3 separate regions of the Homo sapiens genome follow, and regions 1 and 3 are each linked to region 2. The links are chromatin contacts, found by Hi-C or POLR2A ChIA-PET in ENCODE. All regions are on one chromosome and are shown on one strand. The core of a region is the stretch at or near the end of the contact, and the rest is flanking DNA. Distances in the headings are between cores, read along the strand shown. Region 1 has its middle 35 kb from the start of NRAL. Region 2 has its middle 46 kb from the start of NRAL. Region 3 holds the start of LINC01117 (long intergenic non-protein coding RNA 1117).

Region 1 (3,754 bases), core at 1,118-3,617, 80 kb before region 2:
CTGGCTGACCTTTGATTGGGGGGAACACTTCAGCTTTACTTTCCATATTTCTCAGTGTCTGAGTGCATTTTTGACATTTCCTATCTGCATCTACCCACAACGTGCCCACATTTAATTTGGTAATTGGCTTCCTCTGGAAGATATAACTAATGTAGATACCATATTTCTCACAAAAATTTGGGAGTTTTTTGATCATTTTTGATGCAAAGTACAATGAGAATTCAAGACCTTATTATTATTCTTACTAAACAAGAGGCGCACCAGGTTTAAAGTCAGATTTGTTTCTGTGTTAATAATACATTTGTATTACCCTTCCTTGCAATCCCCGTCTCTACTCCTGCTATCTTCAATGTGAGTTTGCACTTGTCAAAATGAATAATATGCAGCATCAATTCAAACTCCACTTTTCCAGTGTGTTCAGCTGTAATAGTTTCACTTTGCCTTGATTCTGTTGATTGCTATTAAATCCTGGATTCCTTTAAAATCTGGGAGATGGTCCTTAAAGTCTCACTTATAAATTGTGTGCATTTATTAGAATCTTGCTTAGAACAAAGAGTATTCAAGCCCCTGGAAAAGATTGCCGTTTACTTCTACACTCTAGATAGAAGAGGTTGCAGAAACACATTTTGTTTTTTGAGGAAAAAATTGTTTCAAAGGTATAATAAATGGTTGTGGAGAAGCTCTTCCTTTTCCTTCCTTCCTTCCTTCCTCTGTCCCTCTCTCTTTCTATGTTTTGTCTTGTGGGGGAAAATTATAATCTAAACCCAACACACTTTAGTGAAGACAGCGGATTTTGGCCAAGATTCACAAGTTTCTTTGTGTCTATATGCCATTGATGTAAATGAAATGTTAGTTGAATGTATTATGACAGCATTATTCTCATGGGGTATATTTAGATTTCAAAATCCAGCCCCCAACTCTTTTATTCAATGACTATGGTTATTTTAGACTACGTTTTAAGAAATAATTCCAGATAAAGTATTACAAATATCAAACCTATTTTTAAGAAAATCAACCTACTCCAAATAAACACCCATCCAAAGTGTAGTTAAGTCAGTTGAGCATGGTAAATAAAATCCAGTGGCTATCAATACTGGCTGAGCACACCTGCAGGCACAGCTGTGTGCTGGGTGCTGGGCACAGGAGTCCTGGAAGGCACTGTGACAGAACAGCTTATGGGAGAGGAAGAGGGGACGCTGATTTGTTGAATGCCTGTTATGGTTACAACTAGATGCAGGTTTACCATGAGGCTAATGAACCTTGAGCTTTAGGGCCCACATTTGCACAGATCCTTTCCAAGACCCTGTAGCACCTAAGTAATATGTTCACATGGCCACGTGTTTTGTAAAGTTTGGAAAAATAAGATATTTAAGTGCAGTTAGTTATGATCACTGTTTTTGTTTGCTCCTACTTCCCCTTTTGATAGGTACTTCCTTTAGTATTGAGTAGTGGGTGTGTTTAAAGATGGCCACTAGTATTTTGGGGACCTCGTTAAGGGAAATTGGGTTGGGACAACATTTGGTTTTGGTTTCCTGGTCTGCAGTCACTTCATGCCCAGTTATGTTCTTGCTAACCATCCCAGTGTAGAGACAGCTTCCCAGAATACATGTACTGTCCACCGGCTGACACCCAGCATGGGGGACAAAACTCAGAGCCCAGGCGTTGTATCACAACAGCAACACGCTCTACAGGGCCTGGCATCAGCATCAGAAATAGGTGACCGATGAGGGAGACACAAGATTTGAAATGTACAGAGGCAGAATCTGGTGTCATCAATGACTGGTGAAAACGGAAGCTCTTTTCTGTCAGGAATATACTTAATAATGAAACACAAATCGCCGTGTATAAACCCACCATACATTTTTCTTGGTGTGAGAAAAACGTGAGAAAAATGTGAGAAATAGAATGGATCACAATTCTTGTATTTTTAGGGTACAAACCCGTAGCCATATTATAAACAGAAATATGGCTGTGTTTAATGCTTAATGCATCCAGCTATCAATAATATAAAACAAGTTTTGTTCAATTGAAGTAGAGCAAAGGCTAAATTATCTTTTTATTCTCTCTATAAAAATCATATTACAAAATCATTGTCATATAAAGAAGTGATAAAGACTGTGCAGCCAAATATGGGAAAAATATTATGGAGGTTCATCAGGCTATTAATAAAAATATTGGGTTATTTTTCTGTATTTTGTGATGCATATGGCATTTGGCAGCTTAAAAATATGTAATTTATGGTGATTCCTTTTCTCTTTCTAAGTACGCATTCACTTTCACTTTCTCTTCTAGTCTTTAGACAGTGCTCTCCAAATTGTAAGCACTCTGAGCCCCACACAGTCTGGATCCACCAGGCCCAGGCTCTGTGCCAGTTTCAGGCATGTTAATCTTATTTCAGCTGCACCTTGGCTGGGCATGCTAGAACCTGCTCATCCCTTTTCGTACAAAAAGTGAGGCTCAACAAGGTGGAGTCAGTTTCCCGAGGTGAGATATAAGCGCAGGCCTGGATCCTTCCCCAGGTCAGCCTGTATTCACCACATGCTGGATTCACACCCAAGCCCAAGACTTGGCAGTGAGACTTTTCTCTTTTCAAGGCTGCCCTTGATGTCTGTCCTTTAATGTAGCACTTAGGAGCTTTCTCATTTAGCCTTCACAGTAGTTTTTTTCTTGTTTCATTACACCTCCCTTATTTTCAGCAAACTTTAAAAAATCTATTTCACACTGTGAGCAGAGGTCACCAGGTGGAAATCTCAACCCCTCCTCTTCCTCTGACCCCCGCCCCCAACCATCCTCCTCCTAGCCTGTCCTAGTGGAACTCAGTGAACGATGCCCCTCTGTTTCGCTCCTGCAAACCAGCAGTCCTCCCCACTTCACTCACTCACTCACCTCTGCATTCAGTCAGTTCCAAGATTTGTAGAGTTAAGCTCGTCAATACCTCTTGCCCTCCCTCCATCCCGCCGACCCTCCCCTCTGCCCCATCATTAGCTCAGGCCCGGATTGGGATTGGTTTAACTAAGTGACCTGCTACTTGGCCTCCTTGGTTTAGCTCTTCTTTAATCTGTTCTCAACAATGCTGCCATCTGATTCTATTCCCCTTCTGTTTAGAATCGTTTAAGTCATTCATTTATCATCTAACAAATCCTTACTGAGATGCTAATTTGACGTGGGCAATGGGGACACAGTGGAGAACAAGACAAAGTTCTTACCTTCATGGAGCTCACATTCTAGCATGGGGAGACCCACTATAAACAATGTTAATAAGTTAAGAATATAGATATTTCTAAAATCTGGACAAAAATGTGCATGTCAGAGAGTGATAAATGTTAGGCAGGAAAATGAAGCAGGGTAGGGGACCTAAAGCAAACGAGCAGCAAGGGAAGGGAATTTCTTATTTTGTGTATAGACTGGCTGGAGGAGGCTTCACTGATAAAGCAGATATTTGTCTGAGCAGAGACTTGAATGAAGCAAGGGCGACAAGCCATCGGGACATGCGGAAGAACATTCTAGGAGAGGAAACCGTAGGAAGGAGCATGACTGCCATGCTGGAGGTGCAGCAAGGAGGGTGGAATCTTGGTACCTTGGTGGGAGCTCAGGGGCATGGGTTGACAGCATGGCATTGGGTGTATGTCATGGGAGGCCTCTTGCTATTGAGAGGTTTGGTTTTTACTCTGAGTGGGTTGCAGCATTGTGAGGTTTTGAGCAGAGTAGTGATATGATCTGAGTTGTAGGTAACAAAATCATTCCTGGCAATGTG
Region 2 (4,119 bases), core at 747-3,246:
CAAAGAAGATTCACCCTTACCAATATGCGCTGGCATTGTCCCATCTCTTGAGGGCCCAGATAGAAGAAAAAGATGGAGGAAGGATGAATTCCCTCTCTCTCTTTGAGCTGAAACATCCATCTTCTCCTGCCCTTGGACATCAAACTCCTGGTTATGGGGCCTTCAAACTCACACAAGTGCCTCCCATTCCCCATCCCTCAGTGACATCTTAGGACTCAGAATTAATTACAGCACTGGCTTTCCTTGTTTTCCAGCTTGCAGATGGCATATCACGGGTCTTCTGGGTCTGCATAATTTCATGAGCCAATTCCCATCATATATATATATATACACACACTATACATATATCCTACTGGTTTTGTTTCTCTAGAAAGCCCTACCTAATGCACTAGGCAAATCATTGGTAGGGAAATAATCCTGGCTCATTGGAAGTGCAACAGGAATGATAAGTCTGACAGATCATCCCATTGTTCATGCTTAGTGTCTATCCTAAAAGAAATACAATAAGAACCTCCACAAAAACTTTGACTGTACTTTGATACTCGCATTTATTTTCCAGAGTGAATACTTCCTCTGGGTTTATTTCCAGAGGCTGCTTCTTTTTGGGGGGAGGGGGAGGGGCGGTGCAGGTGTAGGGGTAAAGGACATCTACTAATTGTGGCTTCATTCCAACTAAAGAAATTCCTCACATCTATTAATGACAAACTGCAATACTGTTGCTGGACTAGAAAATTATCTGTTAGAGTCAGTACAGCTACCAGGGTTATTAAGGAGCACATTTGTTTTTTTTCCCCCTGAGTCAGTGCCCAAAAGACATTTTATGTAGCCTCAGCTATTTTGAGTACAGTTACACAACTGGCTTGAACTTATTTTGGCAAAATCTTAGTGTGTGTGTCATGGGCAATAAAAAATTCCTGGAAAATATGTGTTTTCATACAAAGTACCATTACTTACACTTTCTGGAAATTAATTTCGTGTAAATCACAATGAATGTTTGATCTATAGTCTCATATAGCTAGTTGACTCTGACCAGAGACTAAGTGGCTATATGAAGAGAAGTTGGTCCAGAGAGATGTCTCAAGGGCTTGCCTGAGGTAGTAGTTGAAGCTGTGAGCCACAAAAGGCATGCCTGTCAAGGGCTGGCCTCACAGCCTAGTTTGCATTCCATCTTTTGGTGTAGTACTTTGTCAGAATGTAGCAAGTAGAGAAATTCTGTTGTGCATACATTTTATGGCTCTCAGTGGTTAGGATCTGAACTTGGTAGACATTTCACAGGGCACAAGATGGTAAAAGATCCATAAGGAGAGCCTGGGTGGTAAGGGTCAGAGCTCTGAGTTCTAGACCTATGTTTGCTGCTGAGTGACTTGGAGGTAGTCTGCCGCTTACAGGCTCTGCGACCGTGGGCAAGCCATTTGACCTCCTCTCTCTCTCTCCATTTTCTCATCTCTAATAGGAATAATATGAGTGCCTGCTTTGTAGCGTTGTTTGAAGATTAAATGAGTTGATGCACAGAAAACACTGAGGATAATACCTGACGTGTAGTTGGCACTCGATGTTCGTTGCTTACCTCTTTTTCTGTTTTTTATTTTTTTAATTTATTACATGATTATCCCACTAACTTGCCTCCAATGATTGTGGTTAAGTATAAACTACTAATCCTGCCCTGAGAAATGTCTCATTTGATGAGACAATGGTTAGAAATGGTCATTTGATGCAATAGTTTATAACATAAGTGAGCAAGGAACTATTTTCAAATATGAAAACTTTTGGGCCATGTATTTCAACTCCTTCCTCCATTTTTTAAAATTCTCCTCTAGATGCTTACAAGGGGGTTAGTACCCCTTGTTTAGGCTCTCTCCTCAAAACTCCCTTCCACTCCAACTCCCTAGTTTTCTTTAACTTTCTCCCCCTTAGGAAAGTGAAAGAATAAGAGCTCCAGCTAGAGACGCTTGATTGAAATAGCACGGGCACACGGCAGCCTCCTCTGCAGGGCTTTGCCAGCGAGCCCCGCCCCGCCTGCAGATCCTGGGTATGCTACTGGGTACGGGAACCGACCCCTGACCGTGAGGCTCGGCATCGGGCCCTGGCTGTTCTGAAGATAAGGACGATCTCCCTCCGGGGTCCAGGCAGCACTGCCCGTCTTGCTATCCTTGGAGTCTGTGCCAAGTACATCAGGAAAATCTCTTTTTCATTGTTTGATTTTCCACGGGCTTTGAAAACGTTCCCATTTCATACAGCCAAGTCCAGAATTAAATTGGACTTCACTGATCTTTGCTGACAAAAAATTCCCATTCCACTTCCTGAGGCTCTTCCGCCTGGATTTGTTTATTGGCCTCATAGATGATGTTTCTGACGTGCGCCCAGAGCTCCTCACTCAGAGCCCCTTCACACACGAGCTGACCCTGCACACTGCTTTGTGATATAAATTATTCATCTGATTTCTTCAGCACTAGGCAGGCATGGCCGAGGAGAGCCTCGCTTTCCCAACGTGGAGTCATTGACGTTTTTCTGTTTTCCCGCGAGGTGGTTAGGGAATGATTAAAATGGACTTGAAGAGTCAATTTCTGTTGGGATTGTGGCTCGGCAGTCAGCAATCTGCTAGGGTGGTCTGAGGGCCAGTCATTACGGAAACACTGCCAAAGCTGTGTCTTCATACTTCTCTCTTTCCTTCCTACCACCCTGCCGTACCTAGAGAGGGAGAATGGCAATGATGTGAGCATTTTATGTTTAAAAACAACAGCAACAACAAACTCAACCCCCCAAATCCCCTGAGCTTGCTTTCAATTCCCCTCCCCCTCCTTATCGCCCACGCCACCATCAACAGTGACACCTAGTGGTCAAATATAAATTAGTCCCTTTATTCTGAATTGACTAGCTTTCTACAGAAAATAAAATTTCCTGTAGAAGCAAATAAAGACTGAGCTTTACTCCTTCCATGAACATAGAGAAAGATGGATTATTCATAATGAGAAGCTAAAATATATTACTTGGGAGAAGAGGCAAGTGCATTTTTTTTCTTAAGAACATATTGGAGCTTTGTATCTTAAAAAATAGTTTCTATAGACGAGTGCTTGGTTTTCCTTTCTTTAATGATGGCCACTTTAATTTTATTATAATTTTAAAAGTTAACAGCTGTTCATCAATGTTTTAAGTTTCAACACCTATAATTGTTATGTTTAAAGTATTTAAAAATGTATGATAGTACAAATCAGTCATTTGCATAATCCGTCTCAAATTCTTGGAACCACATTTACTGGCAAAAAATGGTTTCCACTTTAGTGATGTAGTCTCCAGAAACAGGTGAAAATTTTTATTTTAAGAATTTTTTTTTCGGTAAGTGAGGAAGCAAAAACATTTATATTTTTAATGAAATCTTTTAGTGGTTAAAAAAGAAAAACCTTGAATCTTCTTTTAATTTTTAAATAATTATAGAGTCACAAGAAATTACAAAATAGTACAGAAAAGCCCTGTGTACCCTTCACCCAGTTTCCCACAATGGTAACATCTTACATAACTGTGATACAACGTCAAAACCAGGAAATTGACATTGGTACAATTTGTGGAATTTATGTAGATTTCACCCGTTTACTTGTATGCATTTGTATGTGTGCATAGTTCTATGCAATTTATCACGTGTAGATGCATGAACCACCACTACAAACAAGGTAAAAAATTGGTTCATCGCCACAAAGATACCTTCTGCTACCCCTTTATAATATTGAAATATATGCTTGAGCCCAGGCACCTTGTCTGCGGCAGAAAGAAGGCATGTATATGTCATCATCGTCACACACATTTACTGAACTCTATGGGTCTGCCTTGTGTTAATTGCTTATGCAGTAGATACTACTTATTTTTTTAACAACTACATTAATTTAAAAGGACAACAGGGGAGAATTAATAAAAGAAGAATGATAACTCATCTAATGTCTTGCCCTTTAACACAGTGGTCCCCAACCTTTTTGGCACCAGGGATTGGTTTCATGGAAAACAATTCTTCCATGGATGGGGGAGATGGTTTGGGATGAAACTGTTTCACCTCAGATCATCAGGCATTATTAGTTAGATTCTCACAGGAGCGCACAACCTAGATCCCTCGCATGCGCAGTTCACAATAGG
Region 3 (3,653 bases), core at 168-2,667, 84 kb after region 2:
TGAAAATCTGTTTTTTGAAAGACAGATGAACTTAGAAATGTGAACACACAAAAAAATACAAGTATAAAGTTTCCTTTCGAAACTTTTCCTTTCAAAGAAATATTTATCCCACATTTCTACATGCAAAACTTTTAGTGTAAACTATTGAGAAAATCCTAAATAGTAAAACATTTGTTTCTGTAAGTCCATAAGCACTTGCTGTACATACTCAGAGGCAGCCCTGGCCCACTGTATCCGCAAATGCATCTGCAGGGGGAATGGTTCCAAGCCAGTCACTGAGTGTCATCTGTCCCTTCTCCAGGGGCAGGGACATTGAGTCACAATGAAATTTTATTATTTATATACATTATTTTAAATTCTGTTTTTCTTAGAGCTCAAAGCTTTGACAGTAAATGTCAAACCACACTGAAGTTGACTTGTTAGCTTTTGTAGCTAGCCTTACTGCTGTCGGCTATTTCAAATTGCAAATGACAATAAACAGGTGGTTTTTTCTTTTAATCACTAAAGAACATCCCTTTTCATATAGCTAATATAACAAAAAAGTCTAAAACATGGGCATATAATTCCCACTGTAAATTAATTATAATTATTTCAGGCTTAAGTATTAATAGTAAGTGAATTCTTTTCAAGAGATCCTTGGCGGTTCCATTTGCCCTTGAACATTAACCCTGCCACCTCAAAACTCAATGCCTTTGCACTTAGTCTAGAAAATTAAAAATACAACTCGTCCTCATCCTAGTAACCTGCGCAAGTCTCTACAAGAGACTGGAGGATCTACGTGGTAACTAACTTTAACTTACCTCTTCTAGGCTTTATTAACGAGTTTATCAAAAAATATTAACTTTCAGGCAAGATGTGGCTAATTCTTAAATGCAGCTTAAAACTTTCGACATCCCCTTGTAAAAATGATGCCACGAAATGTGCCACTGTCCATTTATTTCCCATTTCACTTAACGCATTAATATTGACCCTTCGGACAGCAGCGCTGGCATCATTTTGGAGCTGCAAAGCAAGACGTGGCGCGTTGATGAGCTAAAAAGGACCCGTCTTTCTCTGGGCCCCTTACCAACATCTCTCTCCCTAGAAGACAAATACTTTTCAGATCTCGCACCCCTCTTTACAAACCTGAGCGGGGCTTTCGGGGTAAGGGGAGGCAAGACTTTGGTGGGAGCTGCTCGTCTTCAGCAAAGCGAGGGCCGGCTGCAAAGGCGCAGGCTGGCAGTTCGGGTCATTTCCTGCCGATTCCCCATTCCCCTCGGAGCAGCTTGGAGAGGAAGTCGGACTTCTTTTCCAGGCGGAGCCTCCACGATGGGCGTGGGCGCCTCGTGCGTGGGCCGGGGGCCTCGTGCGTGGGCGGGGATCGGGGCCTGGGAAAAACGGGAACCCGGTACCCGCCCGCGCCCTCGCGCGTCGGCCAGGAACCTCGGCCCCATGCGGGCGGGCCAGCGCGGCCAGGAGGGCCGGGAAGAGGGGTCCCCGGGGCCCCGGATGCGCTGAACTCCGGGGAGGGGATGGGCAGGAGAGAGAGCACACTCCTGGAGCCGCGACGTCCAAACCCGGACGCACTTGAACCCGCAGCGAGGCCCGTGGCTCGCGGCCTTCGGAGAGCACCCGCGCCCCGCGCAGACCGGACGCCGGCCTTGCCCGATCCTCGGCATCCTTCGGCGGGGCGGCCAGTCCCAGGGCGCTCGCTGAGGGCCACACCCTGGCCCCAGAGTTTAGCACCGCCGCGGGCAGGGCGCTCCGCTCCCGGACCCCGAATCTGAAAGCGGAGACCAAGGGCTGCCTGCGGCAAAGCTCGACATACACTTGATTTTCTTCCGATTTGGAGAAAATGTCACGGGCGAGAGCAAAAAAAAAAAAAAAAAAAAAAAAAAAAACCCTAACTGTAAATATTATTTGGAGGTGGGCGAGGGCGCGGCGTGCGCGCGGCGGCGGGTGGCGGGCGGCGCGGGCGCCCTTGCGGGGATTCCCGGTCTCTCAGCGCGCCCTAGTGGACGCCCTGCCTTTCGCTGGCTCCCCGTGCTCGTTACAATCTGCAATATATTATTTCTTCCGAAGTATTGACAATGTGTGAGACTCCAGTAACCCCGGAGCTCTCGTCTGTAATCAGCACATTTATCCACATTTAAGGGGGAAAATCCGAATTAAATCCCCGTGACCCTGATTGGGTTACAGTGTCATTTTCCCTGGATCCTCTTTTAAATCCACTCCACACTGCTTCTCTGTCTATTACATGCTAATTTAATTTTACTGTGGAAGATATTTTCAGGATTTGCTGAGGACAGTAAATTTTGTAGTTTATGTTATTTCACTTTTTATGACTTTTTAACACTTAATAAAATTTTATTAGAGCACTTTTGTGTTTACAAGGCCACAAAACTCTTGGCAGGTTGTCAGAAGTCCTTTTTATTATGATCCTACTGATATACTGCGAGTAATGAAATAATCATGTCCAGAAATGTATCAAAGGCCAGAGGGATTATCCCACTTAATAGCTCCACAGATGCGCCCAGAAGAATGTGGACGCGCGACAGGACGGGCTGAAAGGCTGCAGGAGGAAGCAGGCAGCCCCGGCTCCTGGCTTTACCATTTCGGTTGCTTTCCTAAAAGGCTACATGCAGGGTCATGTGACTTTCCGCGGTCTCAATAAAAAAAAAAAAAAAAAAAAAAAAAAAGAATTTATTCTATTGCAAAATGTGCTTTTCTTTTTATACTCCTTGTGTGGGCATTTAAGACTGTTCTAGTGGCAGTGGGGTTGGCTGTACATATCCATGTCAGTCACCGCGCCCGGCCCCACTTTCTTCTCATTTCTAAGTGTACTTTTGTGGCATTTAAACTGCCGATGGTGACTTTGGTGTTGAGCGGTGTTGTTTCCACAGCCCACACTGAAGGCATTGGGAGGGACCCAGGAGGGCACAAGGTGTTTTAAGGCCCTTTCCCACCTGCCAAACACCTTTTGCTGTTGCTTTTTGGTTTTATTTTGTTTTGCGAAACCGGGGAATAGTGACTTAAGGACTCGGCTTTCTGCCTTGTGCCAGAGAGCCACAGTACACTGCTTTTATTTTTATTTTTTGGTAAGACTTGGCTATAGGAAGGACTGAGAATATAGCTTTCATTTCTTTTAAAAAACATTTCCTTTTCTTTTAAATAGATACGTGATCATTTAACACACGGGTGTTAAGTTCATTCTTGCTGCAAAAGAAGGCCATTGTACCTCCTGACCCTGAAAGCAAGGTGGGTGGCTTTGTTTTATAATTAAATTTTCTGTCTTCAGCTTCATATTTCTCTTTCTCTGTTATTTCCTAAAGAGTGTGTCAAAGTGATAAAAGAGGTGAGGAATGGACTCATAAACAGAGTGATTTTGAAATTACTGTTGGTGTATCCATAGCACGTGTTCTTCTAAACTTTGGCTTTTAAGGATTTCAGCAGGGTTTTTCACAAGCAAGTGTGTGTGTGTGTTTCATGTTCCAACATATCACATTAGGATTTTGTAATCTGTCACTGTTTAAAACAGCCTCTGGGAAGCGCGCCTCTCTCTGGATTGCCTCCATCACACGTGTGTTCTCTCCCATTCAGAAATACATAAGGCTGCTCATGATGCTCTTTGATTTCAACTTCAAGGAAGCAGTTTAGTTTTTTGTATGTCGTTT

The links. A loop is a pair of places that touch in the nucleus more often than their neighbours do. ChIA-PET counts read pairs that join two places held with the same protein, here RNA polymerase II (POLR2A). Pooled maps may share reads with other maps.
Region 1: a map of uterus shows a loop between it and region 2 (2.0-fold over the local background). The contact joins two enhancer-like sites. A Hi-C loop is called at or near these places in 3 of 168 maps with a recorded cell type or tissue (heart left ventricle, posterior vena cava and uterus), 1 of 37 single-sample maps with no recorded cell type and 10 of 50 pooled maps. POLR2A ChIA-PET finds 5 or more read pairs at or near these places in 2 of 52 experiments (MCF 10A and OCI-LY7).
Region 3: a map of heart right ventricle shows a loop between it and region 2 (7-fold over the local background). The contact joins the promoter of LINC01117 here to the enhancer-like site in region 2. A Hi-C loop is called at or near these places in 55 of 168 maps with a recorded cell type or tissue (A673, B cell, Calu3 and 37 more), 15 of 37 single-sample maps with no recorded cell type and 39 of 50 pooled maps. POLR2A ChIA-PET finds 5 or more read pairs at or near these places in 7 of 52 experiments (A549, GM12878, HCT116 and 4 more).

What each region holds. Positions count from the first base shown.
Region 1 is chr2:176,470,995-176,474,748 of GRCh38, forward strand. No RefSeq gene overlaps it. Among named protein-coding and RNA genes, the nearest start is that of NRAL, 35 kb to the right of the region's middle. RefSeq lists enhancers at 2,284-2,393, 2,484-2,553. Within about 2 kb of position 2,368, at least 3 of the 41 ENCODE cell types and tissues checked have a DNase peak (open chromatin) inside an H3K27ac peak, as active enhancers do; they include uterus, where a contact is called at or near this core.
Region 2 is chr2:176,551,820-176,555,938 of GRCh38, forward strand. No RefSeq gene overlaps it. Among named protein-coding and RNA genes, the nearest start is that of NRAL, 46 kb to the left of the region's middle. RefSeq lists an enhancer at 2,662-2,956 and a silencer at 4,042-4,119. Within about 2 kb of position 1,997, at least 25 of the 41 ENCODE cell types and tissues checked have a DNase peak (open chromatin) inside an H3K27ac peak, as active enhancers do; they include A673, HCT116, Panc1 and 17 more, where a contact is called at or near this core.
Region 3 is chr2:176,636,337-176,639,989 of GRCh38, forward strand. LINC01117 (long intergenic non-protein coding RNA 1117) reads left to right here and starts at 1,418. Exons shown (of 4, transcript NR_110599.1): 1 at 1,418-1,672; 2 at 3,155-3,237. LINC01116 (long intergenic non-protein coding RNA 1116) reads right to left here and starts at 1,273. Exons shown (of 5, transcript NR_188023.1): 1 at 1,126-1,273. RefSeq lists a silencer at 1,883-1,932 and an enhancer at 2,093-2,607.